4 separate regions of the Homo sapiens genome follow, and regions 2, 3 and 4 are each linked to region 1. Evidence: chromatin contacts called from ENCODE Hi-C or POLR2A ChIA-PET data. All regions are on one chromosome and are shown on one strand. Each heading gives the region's core, a stretch centred on a gene start or an enhancer-like site at or near the end of the contact. The rest is flanking DNA. Distances are from core to core; before and after follow the strand shown.

Region 1 (3,967 bases), core at 1,043-3,542:
GGGAGAAGAGGGGATGCAATTCAGCAGTGCCGGGGTCCAGGTTGACCAGATTAGGGGTCGGGGATGGGACAGCGCGGCGGCTGGGGAGGTGCGCACGCCCGGAGAGCCCCTTCCTCCCCTCCTGTGGCTCCGGGGATGTTTGTCCGGTGAGATGCACTGCGGAGGACTGTCGTGCGTTTGCCCTGGATGCTCCCTGCTCCAAAAATCTGTCTAGTTCTTGTCAGGAGCGACCGCGGCGAGGCGAGTCGGTCCAAAACATTGAGCAATTTGGCCTCGGAGCCAAAAAGCCATTTCCCACACCGCCCAGCCCGCGGCTTTTCGGACGCGGGGCGGTAGGGACCTGATATGGGCCCCATCCATGCTTGCCTCCCACCCAGGAAGATGGAGTGAGTGGCAAGTTCTTCCAGGCACTCCTTGCGCACATCCTGAGGTCTTAGCACAATTCGGGGAGCGAAGTGCGGGACCGGCGCTCTGGCTGCGGGAGGGATGCACAACGCACAGCCTGCCAGGCCAGCAAGTCCTTCCCGACCAAGACGCGAGGCCAGGCCATCGGCAGCTCTCGCACACCTGGCCCGGCCCAGGCTCCTGGCTCCCTCTGGCAACGTACTCGGGTTGGGCCACACTCGTCGCTCCGACCTGGCCGACACCCTCCCGGAATAGAACAGCTGATCCCACATATTCAATGCCAAATGGACGCCGCCCGCTCCCTGGGCGCAGCCGGGCGGAGTTAATTTCGTGTGTAAATCTGGTTTCCATGGGGGTAGACAGCAGAGGAAGGAGAAGTACGCACAGACGGCTCTGAAGCCGGCAGGGAGAGGAATGGAAAAAAGGCCAACTAGAGAGGACCGAGCAGCGCTGGGCGAGCTCAGACGGCAAGTGCCACGCACCCCCGCGCGGAGAAGGGTGCCGGGTAGGGGGTGTCCAGGGCTCGGGTGCCCGGAGGGAGAATATGGTTTACCTCCCACCTTTCTGTCTTACCTGCAAACAAGTTTCCCCAGTTCCAAGTCGTCCCTAACTTCCTCACAAGAAGTTCGGCACCTTCCTGGAGACCTTTCCTCTCTTCCTGCCTGCGGCCAGAACTGAGCGAAAGCAGAGCCCCCGGGCAATGCAGAAATGATTCCACCGAGGAGGGGGCGCGGGAAGACAGGCGGGGGCGGGGGCCACGGAGCACAATGAGGGCCCCTTGGTGTGCGGTTCGAAATTCCTCAAATCCCAGTTGCTGGAATGCGAGGCGACGACGACTTCTTCACTCAGGGCCAAATGTGTTTGTCATTATTCCAGACCGCCCGCCCGCGCCGCCGCTGTCGCCCCCGCGCTAGGGCGTGCAACCCGAGCACACTGCCCGGCAGGCACCCGCTCTCCCTGGCACCTCACTGACCCAACAAACCGCTCCAGAGCGCCCCAAACCCTTGCCCACGCCCGCGCGCCTCTGCTTGTCCCGCAGCCGCCTCACCGCCGCGCCAAATCTGGCCCCGACTCTCTCCCAGAGCAGCGCCGTCCAGTAATCACGCGCATTCGGCCGGCTCCCTGTGCTGTAGGCCAACACCGAGGTCCGGTCTCCAGCCGAGCCCAGCCCGCCTCCTGCGCCCCGCAACCCCTTCGCGCGCCCCCCTCCACGCTCCCCTCCACGCTCCCCTCTCCCCACCTCCCCCTGGTCCCCCAGCCGCGCTCCACACCATGGGCTGCAGCGCTGTCCCGCCAAACCGCAGGCGAGGAATGAAAACACTCATTTAAAACCTGTCGCCTTCCAGGACCCACTGCCAAGAAGAGGGCAAACACCTCTGCCTCCACCCCCAGTTCCTTGGTGTTCGGCCCAGTATTCACGAACACCACCCCCACTCCCAAAAGAAACCTCAAAAATGTAAGCCTAAACAATTTCTTTGGGAGGCCATAGGGTTGTTAGAAAAACATTGTTTTTAAAAATAGGTCTGGAAAATGTGTGTTTAAAAAAAATACCTAGACTTTCTAACTCTATGGTTATCTCCCACCCGTCCCCAAGTGAAGTTTATTCCGAAAAAAAAAAATTACTCTCTGGACACACAACTGGAATCCAGCTCCTTTTTTTTTTTCTTGTCGCCCAAAGTTTGAAGTTACTTCGCTTTCTCCAGTCCCAGAGTCTGATCAGGGACTTCCCTTATAAACAAAAAATCATTTTTTCTTTTCCCTTACCTTCTCCTCCGATGTTATTCCGCAATGAATGTCCCACACATGGAGTAAAGAGCGTGCCCACGGCCTCCAATGATCTCTTGCAGTCTCCTCCTCTGTTTCTCTCCCTGTAGCTCCAACAGTAATGGGCTCAAAAACCGCGTTTTGTAATTGATTCAATGTTATAGTCCATCCTTCTAAAACTAATCATTTGCTCTAAGTAAATAGCTGTCAGGAAATAAGCCCCCCCTCAACCTTGGTCTCTTCAAAATAAAAGTTTCTCTCAAACTCCCTGCGCTCCGAATCTCCCAGTGTCCAGATTGCGCCTTCGCTTTTTGCTCTTACGCAATCAGGGGGTCCAGTCCCAACCCCCAGACTTCGACAACAACTGGGGGGCGGGGAGAAGCAGACCAGATGGGATGGGGGGTGGTGGAAGGGGGAGGTGTTGGTGCTCTGCCGGGAAAGAGGTTTTGTGAAACTACAAACAGCCCATCATTTCCAGAATGAGTTTGCCTCCCCATTTTGGGGTTATTTTCTTAGACTGCTATAGTTTTGTATTCTCTTTGAAAAGAAGAAAAGGAACATACAAAATTGCATTTAATACCCAGAGAGAATATAAATCTAGAATCAAGAAATGTCCCTTCTACAAACTCGGCCCAACGAGAAATAGGGCCCTCGGGAGAAATCTCCAAGCGGTTGCGCCGTTTTGAACTAGGGGTCTTTTAGGGGAAGGGCTATATAGTTGCTAGTTATTTAATAGGATTGGGCAAACTGTTGAGTCCAATATGACAATGATGGGTTTTTGTTTTGTGTGGTGTGTGTGTGTGTACAAGACTGGGTGGTCTGAAATACGGTACAAAGAAAAGAGGGTCTGTGTAGGTTTGGAACGTTCTCCGATAGAACGACCTTTACTCCCTTGAAGTCACTTATCTGGTCGTGCCTTTGTTTTCGGGGTTATCTGGGCGAGGTTGCCCTGGCTTCTATCTCGCATACAAAAAAAGCTCAAGCTTGGGCGTTTGAGGAATCGTACCACCGCCTCCGCGTCGTGGGGGAGGATGCCTTTTGATTCTCCCTCCGTTCCCTCCCGCCGCGTGGGTCGAACCCTACGAATTCCTTGGAATTGACAGCTGAGCCCCAAACCCTGCGCCCAAGGCGAGAGGCCAGTGTCGGGAGGAAACGATCCTGCCGGCGAGGGAAAGGGGGCGCTGATGCTCCAGGAACCAGACCTGGGCAGAGTGGGGCTTCCCAGCGACAGCGGGGGAGGGGAGCGCGTTCACCTTCATCGCTCTCTGATTTTTGAATTCTCCTGTTGGGGTTGGGGGTCATCCTTCATCCTTCTCCCTCAACCCCACCCCAACACACGCACTCTGAAAATGGCCAAAGTGGCCAGGTTGGGACTGGCATGTCCAACAGCCGTCTCCTCCTTCACCAGGAGGGTGGACACAGTGCAGTGGACAGGGGAGAGTCACAGAGAAGTACTCCAACGGGCGCGGTGCTGTGCCTAACCAGGACAGGATCTTGGGATGTCAGCCTCGAAAACAGGGCGCCTGGGGCTGCGCTGGGGGTCCCATTGCCGCAGTTCTTCTACGCGACCCGCTCTCGTGCATCTTCAGCTTGGGTGACTGCACCGCTCGCTATTACTTCCACATGTCCCTTCAGGAAATCATTGAAGGCAAATATATGAACAGCCCCTTGTTCGGAATGCTAACAGGATACCGTAATGTTTGTAGAAAATGAGCGGGAACAAACGATCCCCCCAAAAATCAGAGTGCGGAATAAAAGGCAAAAGCGGGTGCTGGGCCACATGCTGTTAAGTTGAGAA
Region 2 (3,967 bases), core at 440-2,939, 690 kb after region 1:
GGCTGTGGGGATTCTGCAGTAAACTTATATTCCAGTGAGAGGGCAGTAAATAAGCACACATGTAGTACATCAGATGGAAATAAGTGGCATGAAATAAATAAAGCAGGTAAGGAGATGCTGTTCTACATAAGCAGGCCTTGCCAAGAAAGCAGCAGAACCCAGAAAGAAGTGAGGAAGGGAGCCAGCCATGAGGGCAACTGACCTTCGGATAACAGTAGCACACAGGACAGACGTGGTGGCTCGTTTCTGTAATTATAACACTTCGGGAGGCTGAGGCAGGAGAATTGTTTGAGCTCAGGAGTTTGAGACAAGCCTGAGCAACATAGTGAGACCCTCATCTCTATTTAAAAACAAAAGTAGCAGACAGGACAATCTGACTCCAAATCCACACCTATGAAGTGCTAATGATTCCTACAGCACAGGATTCCTGAGTAGCAAGTGAGAACCACGTTAGAGGAGCTGGCACCTGGGTGGGCTCATGACCATCAGTTCCCTCTACTTCCACTTGCTTTCCCCCTGATTTATTCCTGATGGGAGAGGGGGGTTCTTACCGGGTTAAACATCACTCTGGGTCACGTGTTCCGAATACAGATTTAAATGCAATTGCAAATGCCAATGGCCTTCTCCACCTTGACCCCTATTCTTACTCAGTGTAAATTAATGTTGAATTTTCTCATTCCGAAATTGTGTTGCCTTCTAAATTACTCCAGTCTGTTCATGTCTTTGTCATGGATTTTCTCTAATTGCAGATGTACCCATGTCTAACCTATTTTTTCCCTCCTCTTGCCTCTGTCCTCTATGGCATTCCCCACCTCAGTGTCATCCATAAATTTTGTGACACTTGCTCCTAGGTCATCAGTCAGAGTATTGATTCAGATCAATGTGATGGTGATTGTTAGGACACTCTTTGAAACACCTTCCCATGGCTGGGCTTAATGCCCCCTTAGTTTGTGATTTCTGATCATTTTCAGCTTTCTTTGGACTAACAGTGAATATAAAATCCCAAGACACTGCGCATTCAGCTCAATCCACCCCCTACCCCATCCCTTTGTATTCTTAATTACAACAACAGTATTACAATCTTTAAGATAATCTCATGAATTTGTCTGTGATCATTTAAATGCAAACTGTCCTTTGTTTATTTATCCCTGGTTTTCTGGAAACTCAATTTTACTTTCCTAATAGTTATTCCCAATTTTTCAAGCTGACAATTGCATATCTCATACACTAATTTTTCACTACCCTTTCCTTCTGTTTTCTCTCTGCATCACTATCACATGTTGTTGGCCTTGTTCCAGTCTTCTGACATCCCCCTGAGTGCAAGGTAATTTTTCAGAAATAATTATTCATTTTTACTGCACCATTGTTCAGTAAGCATATTAGTCAAATTCTATTCCCCAGGGCCATGTGTCATCTGGAGCAGCTGATTTATGCATGCTCATGTTTGCCAAATATTCCTTCACCTATTTTTTGTCCAAGCTTATCTGTGAGGGGTTTATATAATTCTCCAAATTTCACTTATTACAAAGCTATCTGAAAGTAGTTTAGCACTGCAGGGTTTAAACATTTTTATTTTAGTGTTTGCCTCTTTTACTTGTAAATCTGTGTTCCTTCAAGCTTCTTGGCCTACTTTTTTTTAATGACTCAGACTGAGCTTACAAATTTTTAAGTGATTGCTAAGTATTAAGTCGTTCTGTTTTGGCTCATGTGTATTTTTTTCTGCTGAGCTTAATTGAAACAGTCCGTTTTCTTGGCCTTATATTGTTCTTGTCTCAAGTCAGAACTATTCAGTGATCCTAAGAATTTGACACACAACTGAATAGATCCCTGCTTTTTCCATTTGATATAAATGGTTAGAATCTACACTAAAAGAATCATGAACTCTAAGTCTCTTTTAGAAAAAAAATATATATGAAATGTGCTGATTAGATCAGTCTTAGAAACTACCAAGTGTGTCATCTTCCAAAAGCATGGAACTTTCCACTATGTGAATAGTTTGGCACTAATTGTTCACACTTTTCCTTAGAGAAATAATTTTTTTCAGCCCAACCTCTTTTTTTTGACATGATCTTGCCAAGTCAGTGTAGTTTTAGAGAGCCATTTGCTGAAGTTGATTCAGTTGCTAATGGTATCCTAACTTGGTTGTTACCTCCACCCACTCACTAGAGAATCCTGAAATCACAGAACGCATTCCTGCCATTTCTTTCTTTCTTTTCTTTTCTTTCTTTTTTTTTTTTCTTTTTTTTTTGAGTTAGAGTCTCGCTCTGTCACCCAGGCTGGAGTGCAGTGGCGTGGTCTCGGCTCACTGCAAGCTCTGCCGCCCAGGTTCAAGGGATTCTCCTGCCTCAGCCTCCCAGGTAGCTGGGATTACAGGCAAGCACCAACATACCCAACTAATTTTTGTATTTTTAGAAGAGACAGGGTTTCACCATGTTGGCCAGGCTAGTCTTGAGCTCCTGACCTCAAGTGATCCGCCCGTCTCAGCCTCCCAAAGTGCTGGGATTACAGGCGTCAGCCACCATTCCCAGCTCTCCTGCCATTTATTTTTAGAATCAAATACAGTGCCCTTATTTTACTAAAGACAAATGTTTGACCCCAATAAGTGAGGATACTTAAATCAGCACTGTGTCGATGTCTACACAGTCTGTAGCTCTGTTTATAATAATAACAGGGGGGTTTTTTTGTTTTTTGTTTTTTGTTTTTTGAGACAGAGCTTTGCTTGTTGCCCAGGCTGGAGTGCAGTGGCGCAATCTCGGCTCGCTGCAACCTCCCCCTCCTGGGTTCAAGCAATTCTTCTGTCTCAGCCTCCCGAGTAGCTGGGATTACAGGCACCCACCACCATGCCCAGCTAATTTTTTGTATTTTCAGTAGAGACGGGGTTTCACCATGTCAGCCAGGCTAATAACACTTATTTTTAACAAGCTTTCTTACAAGGTGGCATGGCACCTTGAGGTTGAGTTGGAGCACACTCAAGTAAAGCCTCACTATCTTTTCTGGGGAGGCGGGGACAGGGTCTCACTCTCACTCAGGCTGGAGTGCAGTGGCGGAGTCATGACTTACTGCAGCCTCAACCACTCGGGCTCAAGCCATCCTCTCTCCTAAGCCCCCCGAGTGGCTGGGACTACAGGTGCACGCCCCCATGCCTGGCTAATTTTTGTATTTTTTTTTAGAGACAGGGTTTTGCCATGTTGTCTAGACTGGTCTCAAACTCCTGAGCTCAAGCAATCTGCCAGCCTCAGACTCTCAAAGTGCTGGGATTACAGATGTGAGCCACCATGTTGTCATTTGGAGTTGTTAGCAAGAATGGGGTAGTTGCTATGCCATCTTATTTTATTCAGATAGCACTAGATTTGGTATTGATTAGTAGCCCGAGCAAAAACAACTGGAGCAACTGAAAATACTGAAAATACTGAATTTCCAGTTCTAACCACATGGCCAAGTCAACCTTTGCCATGGATGCCCCATGCAAGGACAGTAGAAATCCTAATTGCAGCTGGTTACAGAGAAGGAACAGCCTCACTGGGGTTGACTCCCTCAGCAGATTACAAGAAACCATTGTCCCTGTCCTCCAAAAGCTGACTTTGAAAATATGAAGCGAGCAATATCTTTGATAGTGTGGGTTTTGGGTAACAGCAGTCCTGGTATTTAGAGACTTGTGTATACATACATGTTAAGGAGATCATTTTAAGATCAGAGCAGGCATTAAACAAGTTAGAACAAAAACATTTTCTGCAACTGAATATTCATATGAATCATGTGCTCACATTATACTAGAGAAATTTCAAAGCTCAAATCTTTTCAAAGTCCTACAATTCTTACACAAACAGTCATTTAAAGGAGAAACTAAAAAAATTAGCTGGGCATGGTGGCACATGCCTGTAGTCCCAGCTACTGGGAAGGCTGAGGTGGGAGGATTGCTTGAGCCCCAGGAGGTTGAGGCTGCAGTGAGCAGAGATTGCACCACTGC
Region 3 (3,967 bases), core at 698-3,197, 640 kb after region 1:
ATCTCCAGGCTGTTCGGTGAAGCTTTATGCGAATTCATTTCACCTACACCCTTCCCCTGCCCACCCAAGGCCTTGAACCGAAGCCTGTGATCCCCTCCCAAGTTGGATCCTGCCCTTCGCCAAAGGCAAGACCGCTGAAGGCGTGGCCTTCTAGATGATTCATCAGGTTGGCGGGCTCTCCCTCCCCTCCCCCTTGCCCAGGGGACACCCTGTCCGCGTGAAGAGGGGGGCCTTTGTGTGAGTGATGTTTCTCAATTATCAAACTAGTGGCGTGAAACCTTTTCCTGAAACACCTGAGTGTAAAAGGTTTTGTTACCTCCCTTTTTTTCTTTTAAATAATAAAGGAATAGCCACACCTACCTTAGTTTCTATTGGATAAAAAGGTGAATAGTTTTGTTGTGGTGGTTGTTGTTGTTTTAAGCCTTCAACTCTCAAAAGGCACAGAGTTCCCAGGTGCAAAGAGGTAGCTTAGACCTGTCTGGGGCGGATCGGGGACAGGAGCCAGCTCCCCTGAGGTCGAGCACCAGAGCCGGCCCCCAGACCCCGCCCTCGACTACAATTTCTCTTCCTTCTCCTCCCCCTTGCTTTGCGAGCTATTGACTGACTGCAGCCAGCTGAGGCCCAGGCTGTGGGAATCCGGACTTCCTTTTCTTCCCTCTCCCATTTTTCCTTCTTCCTCCACCCTCCCCCAAACCAAACCCCAAAACCTCTAGGTAGTCCAATATTAAAACCGGTGGAACAAAAGCATTCCCAAAATCAGGAGGAGGGAAAGAAGAAGACGAGGGAGGCAAAAGTAGGAGGAAAATAGGAATGTCAACATTTATTTTCCTGAAGGGGAAAAAAAATTCTCTCTGGGCAGGCAGGCCATCTTCCGGGACGGGGAATCCACAGTTTCCTCAGGTAATGAGTTCCAGGGATGCTGGATGCAGGTGGTAAAAATACGCAGCGTTTCAATGGGATGATGGGAGATGTTTACAGCCCTCCTGGGAAGATGCCAGAGAGTTTAACAGTCCTGGGATACCTCCCAGCTGCCTGCTCTGGTGCTGGATGAGTTTACGCCTCCTTTCCTGCTGGAAAAGGTGAAGCAACCAGTGACTTGTCCAGGGTCACACACCACGCTTGGGACAGAAATAACTCTGACGTCTCTTTCCTGGCTATATCAGCAGACAACATCGCCTAATGACAGTACTACCATTCCAATCTGAATCATTTAAATTGCTCCTAATTGCAGGCCTGCAGTGCACTGTAACTGCCGTATGACTCTAACTGCCAAGCCAGCCGAGATAGGAATGACTGAAGTTTTGCAAATTCCTGAATATGGAATTAAAAATGCTGGGCGGGGGAGGGGGTAGCGCAAAAGTGTTTGAAAACCACTTTGAAACTGCTGACAGGTATCCTATTTCAAATTGTTTAAAAGATGAATTGGAAATGTCAACTTAAATTTGTCATTTTATTGGAATTAGAGAAACACTTGGTGTTCAAATGGATGCGGTTCGAAAAGGCACCTCAGATATTTCTAAGAAGTTCGGCTTCACACTCTTCCTTTTTGTGTCTGCTAAATTACTGTCTCATTTTGGTGTTTAAACTTCCCTTTTAACTCCTTTGTGGGCAGATATGGGGAAAGGGGAGGGCCTGGGAAACAACCAGGCATTTGACTTCAGATCTGAACACGGGGCTGGACACGTGCTGTGCTCAGGAAAGAAAGTAAATTCCACCTGGCAAATTGCTCTAACTGATTTATTTGTCCACAAAGAGACGCCACCTACCTGCTTGCAGGTATTCAGGTAAATGACAGGTGGGCGGGGCCTCCTGACTCTTTCAATCCCTAAGGTCTCAGCAATGCTTTATCTGTCGGGGCTTCCGTGATGTCACCCATTTCCTGGTCTGGAGCGACCAATGCCGTCCTCCTTCCTCCAGGCACCTGTTCACCGAAGTTGAGGCTGGTCACAACTCCGGCGGCCCAAGGAGCTGCTCGGTTCACCCACAAGGAATGAGAGCTGCCTGCCTGCTGCTGCTTGGAGAGCCCCAGACAGTCGCTTGAAGAGGTGAGTTGAAACCCTCCATTTTTCTCTCTTGGCATTTAGACCACTGGCCCCTGAGGGATCTGAACACGGAATTTGAATGAAAAAATACAAGCTGAACGGCTTGTCGCTAGTGTTTGCCCCAGAGGGAGAAGCTTTTTTGAGACAGAAGAGTAGAGAGATGACTTTGACATTCTAGTTGCACAATAAACTTCTCCCAGGCCAGATATTTAATCCTTTTTGTTTCTCTGATCATTAATCCAGCCTGTGCTTGTCCTCGTACTTGATCTGATTAAAACAACAACAACAACCTAAAGAGAAGTAGAGTGAAGGCTTTTGTTTTGAAACTTAGCGCGAAGGTGCAGATCTGTTCAGCCCGTTTAACGGGGGCTAGGAGGCCAGTGCAGACTGGATTCAGAGTTCTTATTTTTCCTTTTCTTCCTCCCTGTATTTTGATCTAAACCTGTGAAGTGTCCCTAGTTTTTTTTTCTTTCCCCCTGAAAACCTGTTCCTCAGGGCAAATTCTGTTGCCCTATTCAGAAGCTGTGCGTTCCAGTTTTCCTCTCTTCTCTGAAAAAGTCTACCATTTTCTTTGCTCTTTGTTGAACACTCTTTTAAATACGACTTTGCAGTGTGCATTTAGAATTTGTTTACATTTAGACCTGGACTGGCTGCCTGCTGACCTTTGGTTACAGTAAGAATTAATTCCCTCATTGCTGCAAGAATGTGACTTCAGGTCTGATTTTTAATTTTTTGGACCTCTTTGGCTTTTTCTGTCTCTTTTTCTTTTAATAGCAAATATACCGAGGAAGTTGTTCTGCCAGGACCTGGCTTTTAAAGTAATTTTACCTCTAGGATCCATTTTTGTTTTCTTAATCCTGATCACACAGCCTGTATCTTGACAGCCCAATAGTCAAACTCTTTAGCCAATATTGTTGTCAGAGAAAGGAAACCATTTTTAAGCCCAGCTGCCTGCTGGGATGAGCTGGAAAAACTGGAAAAAGAAATAAATCTGCGAGACACTTCATTCTAGATTCCAACATCAGCTGTTTTTCTGAGATTTAAGTTAGCAGATGTTTGCAAGGGAATAATCTGTTAGGAATTATGCTCCTGTTCATCCACCCAGAAATACAAAATGCATGTAAATTCTCCCAAGGTATGAATTGAAACAAGCTGAGATCATTTTTGCCTTAGACAGACAGTCGTTCCTCACCACTAAGAATCTGCCCAGTTCTTGTTGCTAATTTCTGTCTTACTGTTTGGAGGTCCCTATTGTTCTTCCTTAACTGACCTTTGTTTATTATTTTCCCCAAGCTTGTGAGTTTAAGGGGGGGGGTTTGGCCACCACTTGTCTCTTACTAAGGTTCTCACTTGATTCAAAGCTTGGATCTTCTGATAAAAGTGCATCTAAACCTCTCCTCAAGATTACATTGCCTCTGGTTTACCATGGTTGATTAGTGCTTTTCACAGTAGTTAATTTATGATTAAATAAATAATTTCATCACTGTATGTCAGCATGTCTGAGTACTAAAGGAACAAAGCTGTAGACACTGTACCCCCAGGTAGAAGAAAGAAAAGAAGTGACAAAGACTGGAATTCAGAGTCAGATTGACTAGAATGCAGTTGGTCTGTTGGGTAATTTACACACAAGTCCTGTCCAGAGTTCCTGTGGTAACTCCACCCATTGGTTCAAGTGGACATAGGCCTGATGGAAAAATGTGCAATCTCCTTCATTTATATCCTTGAGCAAGTTACTTCTCTGACTTTCAGTTTCTTCATCGGTAAGATGGGAGATAATAATCCCCATGATCTAATGTGGTTGTGAGAAGTAAATGAGGTAGCTAATATATGTTAGCATCCAGCGACCAATGCCTGGTGTTAACTGGTGCTAAACTGAGGCTAGGTTCTTCCTTTGGAAGGAATTTTCCTAGGTTGCTTGGAGGAGA
Region 4 (3,967 bases), core at 472-2,971, 570 kb after region 1:
AATGACATGATGGAATAATTCTATGTCAGCAAAGCACTGCAAAACTATTTAAATGATGACAAAAGTATAGAGCAGAAATGCTAGCTACAGAGATAAGATACATGGGCGTGCATTTGACTGGATTGACTTCATGGCAAAGCCCCTTAATATAAAATTCCTCAGGGAGTTTGCCTGTTTCCTTGAAAAATCTAGAATGCAGGAAGATTTTGTTTTAACACTGGTTTTGCAAACTAGGCAAACACTTGATCTATACACTTTCTAACACGAGCACTAGATTTATTTTCACAAGCATTTTATACATAGGTATAGCAAAGTTGTTTATGGAAAAAACAATTTAAAATACAATTCAAATGATTGAAAATTGGAGGTTGAGGATGGAGAGTTCCATTCTGGCTGAGGACAGAAATAAAGAGCCAATAGGGGATATTAAAGATTGTATCAGCTTTCTGAGGAGCTGGATTAAAAATGACTCAAAGGTGTATCCCGTCCTCTCTGAACTATGGTATGCAAGAGTCCGACTACACCAATCAAAAGAGTGACGGGGAAGAAGACGTAAGCAAGAGAGCAGAGACCTGTCTCAGCTGGGCTGGCATCCCTGTGCATGCGCAGCCTGTTTAAAACAGGGTGATGGCCTGGAGCAGTGGCTCACGCCTGTAATCCCAACACTTTGGGAGGCCGAGGTGGGTGGATCACCTGAGGTCAGGAGTTTGAGACCAGCCTGGCCAACATGGTGAAACCCCGTCTCTATTAAAAATACGAAAAAATTAGTGAGCGTGGTAGCAGGCGCTGGTAATCCCAGCTACTCGGGAGGCTGAGGCAGGAGAATCACTTGAACCCTGGAGGCAGAGGTTGCAGTGAGCCGAGATCCCGCCATTGCACTCCAGCCTGGGCAACAAGGGCAAAACTCCATCAAATAAATAAATAAACAAACGAACAAACAGGGTGACTGGAGGCTGAACAGCCACCCTCTCCATGTCCTCCAAGTCTCATCACACAGAATCCAGCATGCGAGAGAAGGAGGCCCTTGCTTTTTCAATGCAATCCCCTAGTGCTCAGGCGAGAGGTCTGGGAAAGGATGTCCTCCATCCTGTCTCACCAATCTGATTGGTCAGGGACTCCTGATCTCAGCAATCAGATTAGTCAGGAGCTCCCAATCTCACCAATGGGATTGGTTTTTACTCCTAATAGGAGGATTAACTCTGGAGCTTGAGGGAGGCCAGGAGAATGGTTCAATATTGCACTTTCTTGGTGCATCGGAAGCTACTTCCTAATATGGACAAGAAAATAAGTGTTTCCTGGCTCTGCCTCAATGCAAATAAAAAAATTCCAGTGTGAATAAATTATCTCCGAGGCATTCCCAATGTTGTCCAATGCATGCTAACCAGAACCCAAATTAAGATGAGAGCCGGGGAGGGTGTGGCTGGTGATGAGTCACAGTATTTTTACAAATTCATCTAAAACACAAAACAGGCAAACTCCCCACTTAGAGTTTTTGTTCCGAGTCATTTTTGGAGGATATGTTGGTTGTTAGAATTTGGAACACATTTCTTCCCATAAACTGATGTTCTAAATCTAAATGATGTTTGGTTTCCCAGAGCTGGCCCCCAGAAACTTTTAAAACAGTACAATTTCCACTTGGCCCTATCGTTTTCACGGAAAATGAATTACGAAATCTAAAGTGGAAAGCCAGAAGCCTTTATTTTCTGGTTCTTCCCCATCTCTTCCCTGCGCTGTGGAACAGCACTCCCAGAGGCAACAGAAAGTGGTTCCTCTGAAAGGAGGACTCTGGTAGATTCTCTAGGCCACAATTATTTGCTAATTCTCTACATCTGCACAGGGAAAACTAGATCTGTATGTGAATAAAAACATGTGAGTACCTCTCAACAACTATTTAAGAAACTCAGGTTCCTTAACTAACCTGAATTGAGAGAAAAAAGATGATCTCATTCAATTATTCATGTCTTCGTTCAGCATTTTGTTTTATTTAGAATGTATTGTGTAGCAGGCAGGTCTTGGACATATAGTTGGGGACAAAATAGACCTAGCTCCTGACTTCATGGAAGGAAACCTTGTTTTGGAGGGAGGGGTCTCTGTAAGTGGGTAAATTATAAGTTACATAAATATTAGGCAAAATAGGCAAATAAATAATAGACTTACATGTAGTATCAAGTGCTCAAAGGAAATGAGGACAAGGGGCGAGGTCGTGGGGTGTCCCTAGGAAATGACTTTTGAGCTGTGACCTGAAAGATGAGAAAGAGTGAGTTAGGCAGAAAGAGACAGAGAGTCTGTGTGTGAGAGAGGAAGGGTAAAGACCAGTCCAGGAACAAGAAAGCCTGTGAGATGGAGAAAAGCTGGGTGTGTTCAAGACACTGCCATTAGTGGTGCATTCTGTGGTCCAAGTACACTGAGAAGGGAGCGTGCTGAGATAATGCTGGAGAAGTGAGCAGGGAGCACGTTAAGCCAAACCTAGTGGCCACACCAGGGGTTTTGTGTTTCCTCCTGAGTGCAGTGGAGAACCTTGACGCCTCTAGATAGTCTAATGGCATGAGCTGACCTACTTTTTTAAAAGTCTAATTCAGCTGGAATGTGGAGTGCAGATTTGATAGAGGGACAAGGGGCAAGAAGGGAAGCAAGAAGATTCATGAAGAGACTACTGCAGAAATTCAGGTAAGAGCGACAGAGGCTCAGACCATTGTGGGAGTGGAAACAGAGGGCAATGATTGAAATGGATATAAATTTTGAAGGTGAAACTGATGGAACGTACTTCGTGGATTGGATGTGGGACTTGAGGGATGGACCCTGTAGAGGTAACTCCCAGGCTGCAACATTTAGATGGATGAGATGGGGAAACATGAGGCGAGGCAGGAAGAGAAGATGATGAGTTGGCTTTGGCTGTGTGGAGTTTGAGATGGCTATGAGACACTGAGAATGCAGTTGGAAGCCCAGAAGAGAGTCTGAGCCAGAGACACAAATATGGGGATCGTTGGCAGAAAAACAGTATCTGAAGCCTTGGGGTGGGGCTTTGGGCTCCTCACTTCCTGCCCCACTTGTAGGTACATGTGAGTACACTAAGGTTTACCATTAGAGGAGAGAAAGGAAAGCAACCAGGTCATAATGGTTCAAAGAAACCATTTTCTCCCTCCTGTTAACATAAATTCATTTTCACCCTGAGCATCTCATAAGAGTGAAAATGGACCTGAAAGAAAGCTAGCTCAGGTTCTGATTTCTTTATCACAGTTAGAAGATGGAAATGTCTCCACTGTCATTTCACATTTCTGAGATTTAATGTCCCTTTAATGCATTCCCAAAATGCACCAATAATGAGGAAGTTTTCTCTGCATGTAACTGGGTATGATATTTGTGACTTTTCTGGGACACTAAAAATGAGCCATTCTCCCCTTTACGGTGAAGCTATGTTTGCTTCATAATGACAAGGATTTTAATTACAGTTGGACATTTCTGCTGAGTTGGAGCCTCTCTCCTTAAAATCCCACACCAAATGGAAGTGACACTCTAAAGCCATGGCGTTTGAGCAGACTCAGGTCTCCATGCTGTAGGCTGCCAGGGAATGAGTAATCCTGGCTTTGGAAAGGGCACACTTGTAAAGCTAAATTAATATGCCTGCTTTTCATTCATGACTTCTCTTTGTTTCCAGTTTTAAACTGTTAGCTGCCTTGGTTACATGACCATGCAAAAAAGCAGGTTTGGGAGGTATGTGTGTGTGTTGGCAATCTCGGAATGGACTCAATTCTTGGAACCAAATCAATCAGTGCTAATCCGGTTGCTCGCAGATGAGAAAGGAGAAATAAAATCCCCACCTACCTTACCTTTCTGAATGGAAAACCCCATGCTTATGACAGTCCCCAAATCTGCCATCATTGTTTCCTGTTGGTGAAAAGCCACGAAGCAGATGAGGAGCTTGAAAGTCTCTATTACATCAGCTCCTTTCCAACATTTTGGTTTTTTA

The links. Hi-C counts contacts between places; a loop is a spot of excess contacts on that map. ChIA-PET counts read pairs that join two places held with the same protein, here RNA polymerase II (POLR2A). Pooled maps may share reads with other maps.
Region 2: a pooled map shows a loop between it and region 1 (3-fold over the local background). The contact joins the enhancer-like site here to the promoter of PDGFRA in region 1. A Hi-C loop is called at or near these places in 2 of 168 maps with a recorded cell type or tissue (ascending aorta and endothelial cell of umbilical vein) and 6 of 50 pooled maps. POLR2A ChIA-PET finds 5 or more read pairs at or near these places in 1 of 52 experiments (AG04449).
Region 3: a map of Caco-2 shows a loop between it and region 1 (6-fold over the local background). The contact joins the promoter of LNX1 here to the promoter of PDGFRA in region 1. A Hi-C loop is called at or near these places in 2 of 168 maps with a recorded cell type or tissue (Caco-2 and endothelial cell of umbilical vein), 1 of 37 single-sample maps with no recorded cell type and 4 of 50 pooled maps. POLR2A ChIA-PET finds 5 or more read pairs at or near these places in 1 of 52 experiments (WTC11).
Region 4: a loop to region 1 is called in a map of gastrocnemius medialis, with 17 times the contacts of the local background. The contact joins the enhancer-like site here to the promoter of PDGFRA in region 1. A Hi-C loop is called at or near these places in 6 of 168 maps with a recorded cell type or tissue (Caco-2, PC-3, ascending aorta and 3 more), 5 of 37 single-sample maps with no recorded cell type and 16 of 50 pooled maps.

The regions. Positions count from the first base shown.
Region 1 is chr4:54,227,618-54,231,584 of GRCh38, reverse strand. It overlaps PDGFRA (platelet derived growth factor receptor alpha), which reads right to left and starts at 2,292. Exons shown (of 23, transcript NM_006206.6): 1 at 2,170-2,292. RefSeq lists an enhancer at 2,994-3,819.
Region 2 is chr4:53,539,418-53,543,384 of GRCh38, reverse strand. The region is part of intron 2 of LNX1 (ligand of numb-protein X 1); the gene reads left to right. Among named protein-coding and RNA genes, the nearest start is that of LNX1-AS1, 41 kb to the right of the region's middle. Within about 2 kb of position 1,689, at least 7 of the 41 ENCODE cell types and tissues checked have a DNase peak (open chromatin) inside an H3K27ac peak, as active enhancers do; they include endothelial cell of umbilical vein, where a contact is called at or near this core.
Region 3 is chr4:53,589,466-53,593,432 of GRCh38, reverse strand. LNX1 (ligand of numb-protein X 1) reads left to right here and starts at 1,947. Exons shown (of 11, transcript NM_001126328.3): 1 at 1,947-2,045. It overlaps LNX1-AS2 (LNX1 antisense RNA 2), which reads right to left and starts at 477. Exons shown (of 2, transcript NR_046827.1): 1 at 361-477. RefSeq lists an enhancer at 1-767.
Region 4 is chr4:53,654,295-53,658,261 of GRCh38, reverse strand. No RefSeq gene overlaps it. Among named protein-coding and RNA genes, the nearest start is that of LNX1-AS2, 63 kb to the right of the region's middle. Within about 2 kb of position 1,721, at least 6 of the 41 ENCODE cell types and tissues checked have a DNase peak (open chromatin) inside an H3K27ac peak, as active enhancers do; they include ascending aorta and gastrocnemius medialis, where a contact is called at or near this core.